2 separate regions of the Homo sapiens genome follow, and region 1 is linked to region 2. The links are chromatin contacts, found by Hi-C or POLR2A ChIA-PET in ENCODE. All regions are on one chromosome and are shown on one strand. The core of a region is the stretch at or near the end of the contact, and the rest is flanking DNA. Distances in the headings are between cores, read along the strand shown.

What was found. A loop is a pair of places that touch in the nucleus more often than their neighbours do. ChIA-PET counts read pairs that join two places held with the same protein, here RNA polymerase II (POLR2A). Pooled maps may share reads with other maps.
Region 1: POLR2A ChIA-PET joins it to region 2 with 10 read pairs in MCF 10A. The contact joins two enhancer-like sites. A Hi-C loop is called at or near these places in 17 of 168 maps with a recorded cell type or tissue (CD4-positive, alpha-beta T cell, GM11168, GM12878 and 13 more), 12 of 37 single-sample maps with no recorded cell type and 8 of 50 pooled maps. POLR2A ChIA-PET finds 5 or more read pairs at or near these places in 16 of 52 experiments (BJ, CD4-positive, alpha-beta T cell, CD4-positive, alpha-beta memory T cell and 10 more).

Annotation. Positions count from the first base shown.
Region 1 is chr12:92,120,870-92,128,237 of GRCh38, forward strand. The region is part of intron 1 of LINC01619 (long intergenic non-protein coding RNA 1619); the gene reads right to left. Among named protein-coding and RNA genes, the nearest start is that of LINC01619, 18 kb to the right of the region's middle. Within about 2 kb of position 3,267, at least 2 of the 41 ENCODE cell types and tissues checked have a DNase peak (open chromatin) inside an H3K27ac peak, as active enhancers do.
Region 2 is chr12:91,814,053-91,821,215 of GRCh38, forward strand. No RefSeq gene overlaps it. Among named protein-coding and RNA genes, the nearest start is that of LINC02404, 58 kb to the right of the region's middle. Within about 2 kb of position 3,664, at least 3 of the 41 ENCODE cell types and tissues checked have a DNase peak (open chromatin) inside an H3K27ac peak, as active enhancers do.

The DNA.
Region 1 (7,368 bases), core at 2,017-4,516, 310 kb after region 2:
ATAAAACATAACCAATGAAGTTGAAGTTCACTGTGTACACATTTTAGATTCCATTCTCCAACCTCCTGAAATAGCCACTTTCCTGAATTTGGAGTTTATTATTCTCAACCATTGCTTTATAGTCTCATGTTATACACATATAAATGTTTAAATGTTTTCAAACTTTACATAAAGGATAAAAACTTGCATTCCTTCTTCTGCTATTTGTTTTGTTTTGTTTTGGATAACAGTATATTTATAAAATATTGATGCATTATTTAGCTCCAGCTCATTTTAGTTTTTCATCTCCCAGTACACAAATCATTCCCAACTTGTCTCTCCACATCTGAGTTCCTAGTTAATTTCTTCCATTGCCTTGTATTTTTCCACTGCCTTCTCTGTGGTTTCTTCTCATGCCTACCCTCTTTACCTCTGATTTGTTTTCAGTGTTGATTCTGGTCCTTCTAAAGCAGTTCAAAACTGTTTATATTTTCCCCTTCCATTTCTTAAGCATGCCAGCTCTCCTTTCCATTCACCATGGCTTTAATTCCTTTGAGAGGACAAAGGAAATTTAGTCTATTATTTTTATTTCCTTAAGTAATTCTCTTCTGAATATGTATTATTTGTCTTTCTTTTACACATCATTTTTTTCATTATATTTTTCTTTATGAATTTCAGGGAAGTCCCATTTTTCCTACTTCTTATTCATCTTTTATTAGACACAGTTTCATCTGGTGCTGATATTTGCCCAACAGCATTGGTGGATTACCATCATATCTGTTCAATGTTTACCTGATCCCCTTAAATTACTGTTCCTTACAACTTACGCTGGAAAGCTGGACACTTAGTGGTTGCAATATTTTTTTCAGTAATTCGGGTAACTAAGGACAGAAGAGAAGGTAGAGATAGGTGGTGAGTAGCTAAAGTTCAGGTATGGTTATGTTACCTACAGGCACTTTCCCAATTAATTTATGGATTCTCACTCCTGCCAATTCCATGAGGAAATTGTAGTCTTTCTCCTCCTCAAGGTGACAAGTTAACTCTATAGAAAGCCAGGGCAGTGTGAGGGCTCTTGGCTCAAAGACCTTTTGTTAGTAGTTATTAGAGTTCTTACTTATCTCTGTTTGGTCAGCTTTTCTCAGGAGATATTTGACTCCTAGGTACTCCTAGCCCTACCCCTCTCCCAACCCAGTTTCCTTGTAGGCTGCTCTCTTTTTGAGAGCAAGGCAAATAAAAATGTGCCTGATTAGGTCTCTCTTCCCCTGCACCTCCCTTACTTTTGGGTATGCAAGTGTACTCAGAGTAAAGATATGGCCCTCCAGTCTAATGTCTCTGAGAGTTCTTGAATAGGCCTTAAAATACTATAATTTATTTCCTAGTAACTTCATCATTTGAAACGAGGCTAGATCTATGTGAACTCTCTGTCTTTGCTGAAATGATCATTGTTTAACTGACAGATGTTCCTCTTAATATGTAGTATGAGACTGTGGCTGTTCCCTAGTTGATGAAGCATCACTATAAACATGGAATTTTCATAGACAGTAGGGGAATTGTGTGTTCTAATATGTATATGATTCATTTAGAGATCTTGTTTAAATTACAGGGGCAGGGCCTGAGAGTATGCATTCCTAATAAGCTCCCAGATTATGCCAATGCTACTGGCTGCAAACCACACATTAGTCAGGGCTCTCCAGAAAAACAGAACCAATAGAATATATATATATATATATATATATATATATAGAGAGAGAGAGAGAGAGAGAGAGAGAGAGAGAGAGAGATTACATATAGATATAATGTACACACAATCTCTCTCACTATATATAGAGACAGAGAGAGAGATTTTTTGTTGTTGTTGTTGTTGTTTTTGTTTGTTTGTTCGTTTTTTTTAGTAGAGTGGGGATTATATTTCACTATGTTGCCCAGGCTGGTTGCAAACTTCTGGCCTCTCCTGCCTTGGCCTCCCAAAGTGTGTGAGCCACTGCACCCAGCCCATATATGTATAAAGAGAATTGTTATAAAGAATTAGATCACCTAATGATGGAGGCTGAGAGAAGTCCCATGATCCAGTCCACAAGCTAGAGACCCAGAAAAGCTGGGGGTACAGTTTGAAGGCCTGAAAGGTGGAGAGGCAATGGTGTAGATTCCAGTCCGAGTGTAAAAGCATGAGAAACAGGAGCACCAAGGACAGGAGAAGATGGGTCCCAGCTCAGTCAGGCAGATCTAGAATTCAACTTTCCTCTGCCTTTTTGTTCTATTCAGGCCTCAACAGATTGGATGAGGGCCGGAAGAACAACGTGAGGTCTCCCCACACTGAGGAGGGCCATCTGCTTTACTCAGTCCACCAATTCAAATGTTAATCTCTTGCAGAAACAGCCTCACAGACACACCCAGAAATAATGTTTAACTAAATATCTGGGCATCCCATGGCCCAGTTCAGGTTGACAAAATTAACTACTATAGGTTATCTTCATGCAGCATCCAAAGGATGAAAGGGCTGAATAGCCTGGGCAAAAAATTAAAAATAATTAATAGCTAATATTTATTAAAATGTTGACTACATCCCAGCCACAGCACTAAGTGCTCTCTGTGGATTATCTCATTTAATTCTCACAATGGTCCTGTAAGGTACATTACAGTCATGCATCACTTAATGACAGGAATACATTCTGAGAAATTTATCAGTAGGAGATTTCTTGTTATGTGAACATCATAGAGTGTGCTTACACAAACCTAGATGGTATAGCCTACTACACTACACACCTAGGCTACATGGTATAGCCTAGTGTTGCAAGACTACACACCTGTACAGCAGCTTACTGTATTGAATACTGTAGGCGATTGTCACACAATGGTAAGCATGTGCATCTGAACATATAGAAATATAGAAAAGGTATAGTAAAATACAGTATTATAATCTTCTTGGACAACCGTTGTATACACAGTTCATTGTTGGCCAAAACATCATTATGCAGCACATGACTGTATTTTCATTTTATAGAGGAAGAAATTGAGGCACAGGGAGATTGGGTAACCTGAGATTAAACATTTAGCAAGTGACAGAATTGAGCAATCAAACTTCAGAACCTCAACTTGAAACATCATTTCCTGATGCAAACATGAGGACATATTGCTCTACCATACAGAAAGCAGCAGGGCAGCTGCCATGCTTGTATAACAACTATTTTTTTTTTTTTTTTTGCTTATTGAAACTGAAGGGATGTTGGGAAAGACAGACTGGGAGCTTTCTCTAAATTTTAATACAGCATCAGTGCTTCCTATAATGTCCAGGTTAGGAGAGAAGCAAATGGAGCTTTACTAAGGAAGAGAAAGTGATCAATACCAGTGAGAAAGGTGAAAAAAAAAAAAACAAACAAAAACGAAAAAAAAACCTAAGCAAATTCAGTGAGAAAAGAAAAAGCAGAACTTAGAGTCCTTACCCTTCAATTTAAGGAAGGAGAGTTATTGCCTAGCAGAATCTTGAAATAAAATTTCCTTAGAAAGCCCCAGAAAGTTTTGTGTGTATTGCAAGTCCAAAGGATAAGGAGAACTTCTATATGCTTTCTTCTTATTTCCACTGGGCAAAGTACTGCTCTATCAAGACTCAGCCTGCCATGAGGCTTTCCAATCAACTCTCAACCACCACAACAGTTAGGGCTTTTTCCTCTATGTTGCAAAGCACTTTCTGCATAACTCAGAATGCAAAATGTACTCATTCATTTGTTTATTTACATTTTTTCCTCACTAGACTGATTTTTTTTTTTTTTTTTTAGGACAAGGCCTTACTTACACACATAACTTGTACTCTAGGTAAACTGGAATACTCTATTCACTAAACAGCCTTAGCTTTACAGTCTTGACATCATTGCCTTTTCACTATTGGCATCCCTCAGCTCGTCATGAGTTCTACTAAATGCCACTTTTACTACGAAGCCTTCCCCGGCTTCCTTCCCTAAACTCATTTCACCGTACCTATATCATAACATAAAACACTGCCTTGTTATGCTTTGTAAATCTCTTTTCTGCATTAGATTATAGACTCCTATGACTAAGTCGTCATAACCTTTGAATTCTCATTAGGGCTTACTTAGCTGAATCATGCACAATGGCAGACATTCATAAAATCAGATATTGATTGCCTATTTAAAAAGAAAGGAAAGGGGTCAGGCGTGGTGGTTCACACCTATAATCTCAGCAATTTGGGAAGCCATGGCAGGAGGATTGCTTGAGTTCAGGAGTTCAAGGACAGCCTGGGCAACTGTCTCTACCAAAAATACATAAAATTAGCTGGGGCATGGTGGTGACACCTGTAGTCCCAGCTATTCAAGAGGCTGAGGCTGGAGGAATGCTTGAGCCTGGGAGGCAGAGATTGCAGTGAGTGAAAATCGTGCCACCGCACTCCAGCCTGGGAGACAGAGTGAGACTCCATCTCCAAAAGAAAAAGAAGGAAGAAATAAAAAGGGAATTAAAACAAATTTAAAAAAAAAAGGAAAAGAGGTTTAGTTACAATGAATGTTCCTGGACTGGCTAACATAGGCTCACAATAGCTTAAAATAAAGTTTAAAAACCTCACAGGCTCCTTTAAAGAGATCCTCCAGATCCTTTCATTTATAGAATCTTTCCATGTCCAGGCTTCTTTTTCTATTGAACACATCCCTCAACAAGGAGCCATTTTTTCCCATGTTCTTCAGAAAGTTACCATGTACATGTTTTGGGTATAAGAGAGAAGACACAGGAGCCACATTTACCTTCAAACTAAAATCAAAATTAAAACAACCAGATTGAAAAAAAGAAGAAATTCAAAATTCAGAAAGGAATCTTAGAGACAAAAACGTATTAAATTCAATTTTGTTTGAGAGGAAGCTCAGACTTTGCTCATTGTTGAGGTGCCATACCTAGAGACTGAGTAAATGCAGTGCTGATGATAGAGAATTACTGATTTATTCTCAAGCGCATTGTGTGGGCCAGGAGCATCTTAGAGAAGGACAGGAAAAATGTGCTTATTTGCACTCTTCCATTACAGAATAAGGAGAGATCTTTTGCAATTGCCTTCTTTTCTTTCAACTCCAAATGTAAGTGCTTTAATTTTCTACATATTCTCTATTTCTTTCTTGAGGCAACATGATTGGGAAGGGGTGCTGTGTGTCATGTAGAACCAAGAAACCCATTACAAATAAAGAGGAAAGTGTGGATTCTATTAAAAAAACAAAAACAAAGAATCATAGTAATTGTGGGCAAGACAAATTTATTTCTTCAGCCTTTGAAATAACGTCAGCAAGAACCGACTAGTGGCTGAGTAGACAAAGTAAACATAAAATTGTATTAAAAGTAAGGTTCTCGGCCGGGTGCGGTGCGTCATGCCTGTAATCCCAGCACTTTGGGAGACTGAGGCGGGCGGATCACAAGGTCAGGGGATCGAGACCATCCTGGCTAACACAGTGAAACCCCGTCTCTACTAAAAATACAAAAAAATTAGCTAGGCGTGGTGGTGGGCACCTGTAGTCTCAGCTACTCGGGAGGCTGAGGCAGGAGAATGGCATGAACCCGGGAGGCAGAGCTTGCAGTGAGCCAAGATTGCCCCACTGCACTCCAGCCTGGGCGACAGAGCGAGACTCTGTCTCAAAAAAAAAAAAAAAGTAAGGTTCTCAGTGCTCTGTTTACATCTCCTTTTTACTTACAATGGTTTATTCCATTTGTTGTCTTTGGTTTTTTTTTGTTTTTTTTTTTTTGTCATGAAGACAACACAGAAATCCAGATCTTAGGCTAGGGTCTGAGAACCCATCTTAACATCAAAATAAAACACAACAAAAACCAAGAATACTTCTAACAACTTGAAATATTTAATGGAGTACATACTCAGAAATAAAGTCTCCCTTCTGCCAGTTTGGAAAACTGGCACAGACAGGCAAAATGAATTCACAACTTGCAGCCAGTTTGTTCTTTTTTTTTTTTTATACTAGACATCAAGATTTGTTTTTTAAATAATAGAAGGATGTTTTGATTATCACTGTGGGACAAAAAGCCTTTAATTTTTTTATTTCAATCAATCAAGTTCTTCCAGCCTAGACCCATTTATTCTTCTTCATACTCAACTTCCTAAATTTATGTTAGGAAAAAGAATTTTACCTTACCTCAGGCAACAGGACTTACAATGGAGAAAACACCAAACAAAATGCCATTCGCTCCCACCCCCCAAATCATCTTGTATTTATAGCCAAAGTTTTATATCGTGTGTATTCATTTTCCATTTCCCTCACTAAGTTGTCCCTGTTGAGAAGTTCTTAGCACCTGGCCCCTAAGAAATAACTGTTTCACATTTAGCATCTTTTAACTAGTAATCACTACTCTCAGAGAAAAGCCCTGCAGCCTCCAAAGTAACCAGCTCTCTAGTTCCCTGAGATCAGAGGAAAAGGGCTTTTTTTTTTTTTTTTTTTGGAGAGGGGGTCTCGCTCTGTCACCCAGGCTGGAGTGCAATGGTGCGATCTCAGCTCACTGCAAACTCCATCTCCCGGGTTCACACCATTCTCCTGCCTCAGCCTCCCGAGTAGCTGGGACTACAGACATCTGCCACAGCACCCAACTAATTTTTTTTTTTTTTTGTATTTTTAGTAGAGATGGGGTTTCACCATGTTAGGAGGGTCTCGATCTCCTGACCTCGTGATCCGCCCGCCTCGGCCTCCCAAAGTGCTGGGATTACAGGCGTGAGCCACCACGCCCGGCTTGGAAAGGGCTTTTGAGACACACACACACACACACACACACACACACACACACACACACACGGTACAGAGAGCGCTGGGGAGAAGAGGAGGGAGGATGGAAGGAGAGGAGCAGAGGAATAGTGAGGAAAATAATACTATTTTTCCTTTCCTTAGTTGGAATAGTGAGGAAAATAATACTATTTTTCCTTAGTTAACAAAGTGGATTTAAGGCCAGACATGGTGGCTCACACCTGTAATCCCAGCACTTTGAGAGGCCAAGGCGGGTGGACCACTTGAGGCGAGGAGTTTGAGACCAGCCTGGCCAACATGGCGAAAACCCATCTCTACTAAAAATACAAAAATTAGCCAGGGGTGGCGGTGCACGCCTGTAATCCCAGCTACTTGGGAGGCTGAGGCAAGAGAATTGCTGGAATCCAGGAGGCGGAAGTTGCAGTGAGCTGAGATTATGTCACTGCCCTCCAGGTTGGGCTATTGAGCAAGATCCTGTCTCAAAAAAAAATAAAAATAAAAAAGTGGAGTTAAGAGGGCAATGAGGAGACATCTAAAAAGAAAATCAGAACCAACTTCAATACTCAAGACAGATATAAACCACAGATATAAAAGAAGCCTATGTGTAACTGACAGGGTATTGTGTGCATCCTACAACTATCACAAAGTTTCACGGCTA
Region 2 (7,163 bases), core at 2,414-4,913:
TTGGGTGATAAAACTGTAAAGAAATGAAAGAAAATGATTAAAGTACAAAATAATAATGTCTTTTATGAAGGAAAAAGAGTGCCTTGATTGAGATAGGATACCTGAAGGATCGCTTGGTTCACAATCAAAAGTCTCTCTCTTCATCAGAGAGATATAGATGTTTAATAATTCACTAAGCTCACACTTTTTTTGCAGTTTCCTGTATATTTTATAATAAATGATACTCTAAATTTTACAATAAATATTTTATTAAAATTATATTTTATTATAAATAACTGTTTTACAAAAGCAAATGACTTCTGGTCTAACATTTACTCACATATCCCAGGTGATCTCACAGACTTGAGGGAATCACATACAAAAGTTCTACACAGTGCCCGCAGTGCCACAGAGTGGGCATTGCCCACCAATATTGGCATGATATAAGCAGAGTTTGAGTTAAATGTTCTTAAACCATACTTTTAACACAAACTTTTTCCTCATATTTGCAGTCTCTTAGTACTTTAACTGACACCAGCTGGGAAAAAAAATGACTTTCTAATATAAAAGGTAGTAGGTGTTCCCATAATTGTAGTGCTTAATTACTATTTCTACAACAGTTTACTACTATTGAAAACTCATATCTCTAATCCATCATGTATAATGATAAGTACGCATGTTTAGCAAAATTACATTAGCATTTCATTAAATATACAGAGTAAAATGGGTGACATTTCAAAAGCCCTAATGACTTGTCGTTTGCTGAAATTGTTGAAGCCAGCAACCCTGATCGCTTTGCTCATTTGTAGCCCAGTCTCGACTATCCATGGGTAGATTATCCATAGGAGACATTACATCAAAATTCACATTAACAGTCATCCTTTTGGTCTACAGATGTGAGTCCAGAAGGACACTTTAGAAAACATTTGTTCCGGTGCCTAATTTCACAGATGAGGACAGCAAAACTTGGAGAGGTTAAATGACTTGCCCAACGTCAATCACCTGATAAATGGTAAAATGATGGAACTAGAACCCAGGTTTGTTTAATGCCAGGACAGCATTTTTTCCATCAGCACCATTTGATCATTTGAATAATATATATACTTTATTATTTTTCAAGTCTTATAGAATTTAACCTGTTTCTAGGAAGTTTACCACACGTGTTACTTGTGATCCAGAAATAACTACCACCACCACTACTATGTAGAGAAACCTTGTGTTTGTGCTTCAGTGTAAAAATACACAGTCTCTAGCACAGCTCTCTCCCATTTTAAAGCTTTGATTCTATGGAATTTATTTTGCAATTCTATAAGTTGTAGATAACTGATAGCAGTGCAAAAATAAGTCTTGTCTCTAGACATTTAAGTTCTCTACAGTGGCCGTTCAATTGTTTCCCCATCTCCACTATGGAAGAAATCAGTTTTGCCTCCATTTTTACATCCATGTTAATATTCCAAATCTATAAATGTGTCTATTCTTAGGATTCTCTTTCGAACAGGTTATAATATCTGTTTGGTTATTTTACTGATTAATATGTTAAATAAAGTTTTTAACGTGTTCATTTTCAGCTGTATGAATGTCATGGTTTCCCTGTTTATTGAAATTATCTTTTAACGACAACTACTACTTCTTGAAACCACATTGTTAAACTAAGAAAAACAACCAGCAACTACTACTCCTATTTACTTGTACTAGCTCATCTGACTTCCACAAAAATCCTATGAGGTAGGTAAATCCTATTATGATTTCCCTTTCACAAATAAGGTGTCTGAGGCCCAGGGAGGTTAACAAAATTGCACATGGTAACACAACTGTTGTCAGACCTAGACCTTGATGCCCAGTTTCATCTGACTCCAGAACTCACGCTGTTACTCATAACACTGTATTGACTGTCAACACAACACCATTTTAAACCAAGTTATTCTGTCTGCTGGAGAATAGGAGCAGAAGTACTATTTAGAAAAAAGACCACTCAAGTAAAACTGATATTTGGAAACATTTATTATATGACTGCATTCATACCTATTCTGAAATATGAATCTGAATCTGGACAGGAAGGAGGGATCATCACAAGGCCAAGAGAATGAAGTTGAATCTATTTAGCTCTCCCTGAGTTTATTATGTTTCAATTATGATATTAAAGATATTTTAAATTCTTATACTATTACAACCTAAATAATATGGTGCAATAATACAAGAAAAAATATTATCTTAATGTCAATAGAAAAATGTGTTAAAATGTTTGCTATCAAGGGTTATTTCCTAATTTCCTTCATTATTCTTAAAAAACATAGTTGAACCATATCACCAAGTTCAATAAAATATAACCAAATTGTACACAGATCACATCTTTATTTATCCAACAGACACTTTCAAAACGTTATTTGTAAACATTTTCATACAAAAAAAGAGATGTAAATTTCTGACATTATTATTTATTTGTCCTTATTATTATTATTATTATTATTATTTTGATACAGAGTCTCACTCTGTCACCCAGGCTGGAGTGCAGTGGCGCGATCTCTGCTCACTGCAAGCTCCGCCTCCCAGGTTCATGCCATTCTCCTGCCTCAGCCTCCTGAGTAACTGGGATTACAGGTGCCCACCACCACACATGGCTAATTTTTTGTATTTTTAGTAGAGACGGGGTTTCACCCTGTTAGCCAGGATTGTCTTGATCTCCTGACCTTGTGATCTGCCTGCCTCAGCCTCCCAAAGTGCTGGGATTACAGGTGTGAGCCACCACACCAGGCCTGTCCTTATTAATTTTTATGATTGCTTGTGAATGAAAGCCCATCTTTTGGCTTTCCATTTTTGCATTTCTGAATGTTACCAAATTTCTCTATCCTCTGGATTTTCATGGTATTCTTTTTCATTGTTCTCTTTTGGAACTAATTACATTCCATCTTTATTTATTATCAGGGTCATTTTACCCTAAATCTTTGCCTTTAGGGCCATTAGCATAGGACTGCAAAGTAATATGGTAGTAAGTCATAGCTCCAAGTTTATCAAAACTATAACTGTCCACTGATGAAAACATTCCCCCATTGAGAATTAAGACCTGTACTTTGGCAGAACCTAAGTTCAAGGTAATGGAAAATGTAAATCTACAAGTGGGTTGGTCAGTAAGAATTATACTGAGAGGCTAATGATAATTTTCATTCATTGGTTCCAAAACTCATGTGTTCTAGCCCTTGAGTAAATACTTATTAGCCACAGGTTCAATGTGCACTTCACATTCTGCAAGACATTGTCCCTGAGCACGATTGGAGCATTTTCTAGGTCTGTCTCTTCAACCTCATATTCATTATTTATCAAGTGTGATGCATGCTGTCTCCAAAACTTTTCTCACACTTGACTCCACTAATACTGCTTTGTTTCAAGTCCTTTTCATCTCCTGCTTGACTTTTGCAATTGTTTTCTAACTGATCCTTTTGCTTTTTCTCTTTCATCCATTTTCAGTGGTGTCAGTAAGCATGATCCAAATGAAATGGACCTCCTGCCCTATTTCTAAACCTGCATTTGGAACTGCTTCCTATCCCTATTTACTTTTTACTGTATTACTCATTACTCCACCTACAGCTTCAGCTGACTCTTCGAACTTGACCACTGGCACCACCTTTTGCTTACTTTGGCTGCATTTTTCGAACTGTATTTTAAATCCTCCCTCTGGCAACACTGCCTTAAGCTATCTTGGTCCAGTCTACACCAGGACTAGGACAATGAGGTCTGGACTGGACTACTGTGGACAGTTCTCTTGCCAAATATGCCCTGGCCTGCCAAGAAAGACTTGGACTTTTCACCACTGAAATGGCTGTTTGTTATGCCATGGATGCTTTATATATGCAGTCTCTGTCTAAATGTCCTCCCTTGCTCCCTACTGGCAGGATTACCATTCAAGAATCTGCTAATGTATTGCCTTCTCTAATACATCTCCCCTAGGCACAATAAAAGTATTCATGCATTCTTATAATACTTGACACATAGCAGTCATAGTACCATTACTCTCAATGGCAAAACTGCAATTACTTTTGCACCACCTAATAAGATTTGTAAATGTTTATTACATGCTGGTCTGTGTTAATCACAGGTATTTCACTGGCATATGTGAATCAGTCAGCTCCCAAACTCTGGACTTCTTAAGGGGGGAAATCTATTCTCTTTTCCTTCAATGTCTTTCCTTCATTGTAGCCCAATTCAAGGCCATATAATTAGTGTTCATAAACACTGAACTAAATTAAATCAAATTGTTTGAGATATACTCAGTTTACCATCTTTTCTTAGACATAGTTAACAAAACAGTAATTTTTCCATATTATGCCACTTAACACATTCAAATTTCAAACTTAATTCTTGCCTGAGTCATTCTTCCAGATGACTGGGTTCAGTCATGCATAGCAATTCAATTTACCCTGATTTTAACCTCTTGTTACAATAATGGCTTCCAGGTCAACAGAAAGGACTTTAAAAGCTATTCCAGTAAGGATTGGTGAAGGTGAAGGGAGAGGAGAACAGGCAATAGCCCAATCATGTTTGGTACATGGCATGTTTGCTGTACTTTCTGTCGTGTGTGTGAGGAGCTCTGTTTAACTGACTTGAGGACTGAAGTACTGAACAAGCAAAGAATTGCTCAACTCCCTAGGTAGGTGGGTCTCAGTCAGTATTGAACAGGCAACCCTGTCATTTCAGTGTGATCTGTACTTGTTGGGAAATTGCTGTATGGTGTATGTACAACGTCTTTGCTGCTCACCAAGGTTGAAAACATTTAGTAGTCCACCCATGGGAAACTGAGAGTCTGTCTAGCCTCCAGCCATTGAAGCTTGAAACAAATTAAGTTCCCATCTCTCTCCTGGCTATTTGGGTTTGAACAATCTCTAAAGTGGTCTAGTAAACAGGCAGACAAGACTCCACTTGAGATGTAACCCTGTGTATAACCTAAAGCTAAGGAAAGTTTATGGAATCAACAGGCTGGGGCATGTTAGCTCTATAGTGAAAAATCAAAGAATTGCAATTTAGAGGTAGGGGTAGGGCAAGCCTGTGCTGTTGAATAAAAATGAATGCAATGTGTTTTGTTTTTTCAACATGTCTCAATGTGAGAAGGAGGTCAGAAAAGCTATGGGAGTGTTCAGAAAGTGATCTGTGTCACTGAAGTGTGGCAATGGGCCTGTGTAAATTAAAGATCTAAGCCAATGTGGAAAACACATTTTCAGCAGTAAATAATGTCATTTAAGGAGACTGATTGCCAAAGCAGCCTCATTGCCTAATGGGGGCCTAGTCTTTCATTCAACAAATATTTACTGCCTGGCCCTGGAGCTGGCACTGCAGTGCATTGGTAAGCAATAACCCCTGCCTTGTAGTTTTAATATTTTTATATAAGAGACTAATAAAAAACAAATACAAAGACTTTTTTTAAACCCTGCAATTTGGAATAAGGTCCTGAAAAGGGTGAAGGGAGTGCTGGCGTGCTGTTCTTTCAGCCACTTGGGCAAAATACGCAAGGATATTTCTATTCTGACCTATATTTGTAGAAAGTCTCTCCCCAAAACAATGATCTAGGCACACACACACACACACACACACACACACACACACACCCCAAACCCTAATTCTTGTGATGCCTCAATTCAGATCTGTCCCAGCCATGAATTTTGATTGCTCTGCACTTTCCCATCAGTCAACATGAAAGACTAGAAGGCCTGAATTATATTCATAAAGGACGCAATTGCTTATGGAAATATGACTCTAAGCTTAGAGTTTAGAAGTTTAAATTGCCCAGATCAAGATCATATAAATTACATAAAATAAATGACAGACCCGTTTTTCCATTTCATTTAGTCTAGATACCTATGGATCCTGCTTGTTTAATATGTAGTAATTATAATGTCACCTTCACACAAAATGCAGTAACTCTGTTAACAGTCTAAAAGAAAAAAAAAAATCATATAGGGGAAGAATTGTAGAGCAGCTGCCAAGAAGCTAAAAACAACAAAATTATCATTAAAAGATAGACTTAACAGTACCACATGGCAGAATTAATCTCTCCTGACCTAATGACCCACGTATTATGTTACCGAAATGGCATTTTTCAGAGGAAACATTTCTGCCCATCCTCTCACCCAGAACAAAAGCCTAATAAAATTTAGATTTTGAAGAGTTGGGTGCCTAGCTCTGTGGTACACATTCTGTAATTGTTTATGCGTATTTATCAATCAGATTGTAAATATTTCAAACGCAGACATCCATTCAAAGTCTTATTTTTATGTATCACAAGTATATACAGTCAGGTTCATTGTGCCTTTAATTCCTTCAGCTCTCTTATTTAGTTATTCATTCATTTATTTCAACAAATAATAAACATCTGTGAACACTATACCCAGGCCAAGAGCTAGAATACTGGCAACTGGTTGCAGGTATCTGGGTTCCTTCCCATCCTGTTTTTGGGCGGAAGTTTCCAATACAAGCTATCCATCATTCTGCCTTTTGTATTTTTATTTTTTGTGTGTTATGGACTGAATGTTTGTGTCTCCCCAAGGTTCATATGATGAAACCCTATCCCCTGATGTGACGATATGTAGTGGGAAGCCTTTAGAAGGTACTAATAATTAGGATTAAATGAGGTCATGAGGGTGGAGCCTCTTAGAAGGGATTAGTGCCCTTCTAAGAGTCACAAGAGAGCTTGCTTCCCCGCTCTGCTCTACACTGTGTAAGGATACAATTCAAAGTTGGCTGCCTGTGATCTGGAAGAGGGCCTTCACCAGAACCGGACCATGCTGGCAATCTGATCTTGGACTTTCAGCCTCCAGAACTGTGAGAAATAAATGTCTATTGTTTGTAAGCCACTTGGTCCATGGTATTTTTGTTACAATAGTACAAGCTGATGAGGACACCTTGCTTTTTTTTTTTTTTTTTTTTTTTTTGAGACAGAGTCTCTGCTCTGTCACCCAAGCTGGAGTGGAGTGGCACGATCTCGGCTCACTGCAACCTCCATCTCCTAGGTTCAAGCAATTCTCCTGCCTCAGCCTCCCAAGTAGCTGGGACCACAGGTGCACACCACCACACCCAGCTAAATTTTGTATTTTTAATGGAGACAGGGTTTCACCATGTTTGCCAGACTGGTCTCGAACTCCTCACCTCAGAAGATCCGTCCACCTCAGCCTCCCAAAGTGCTGGGATTACAGGTGTGA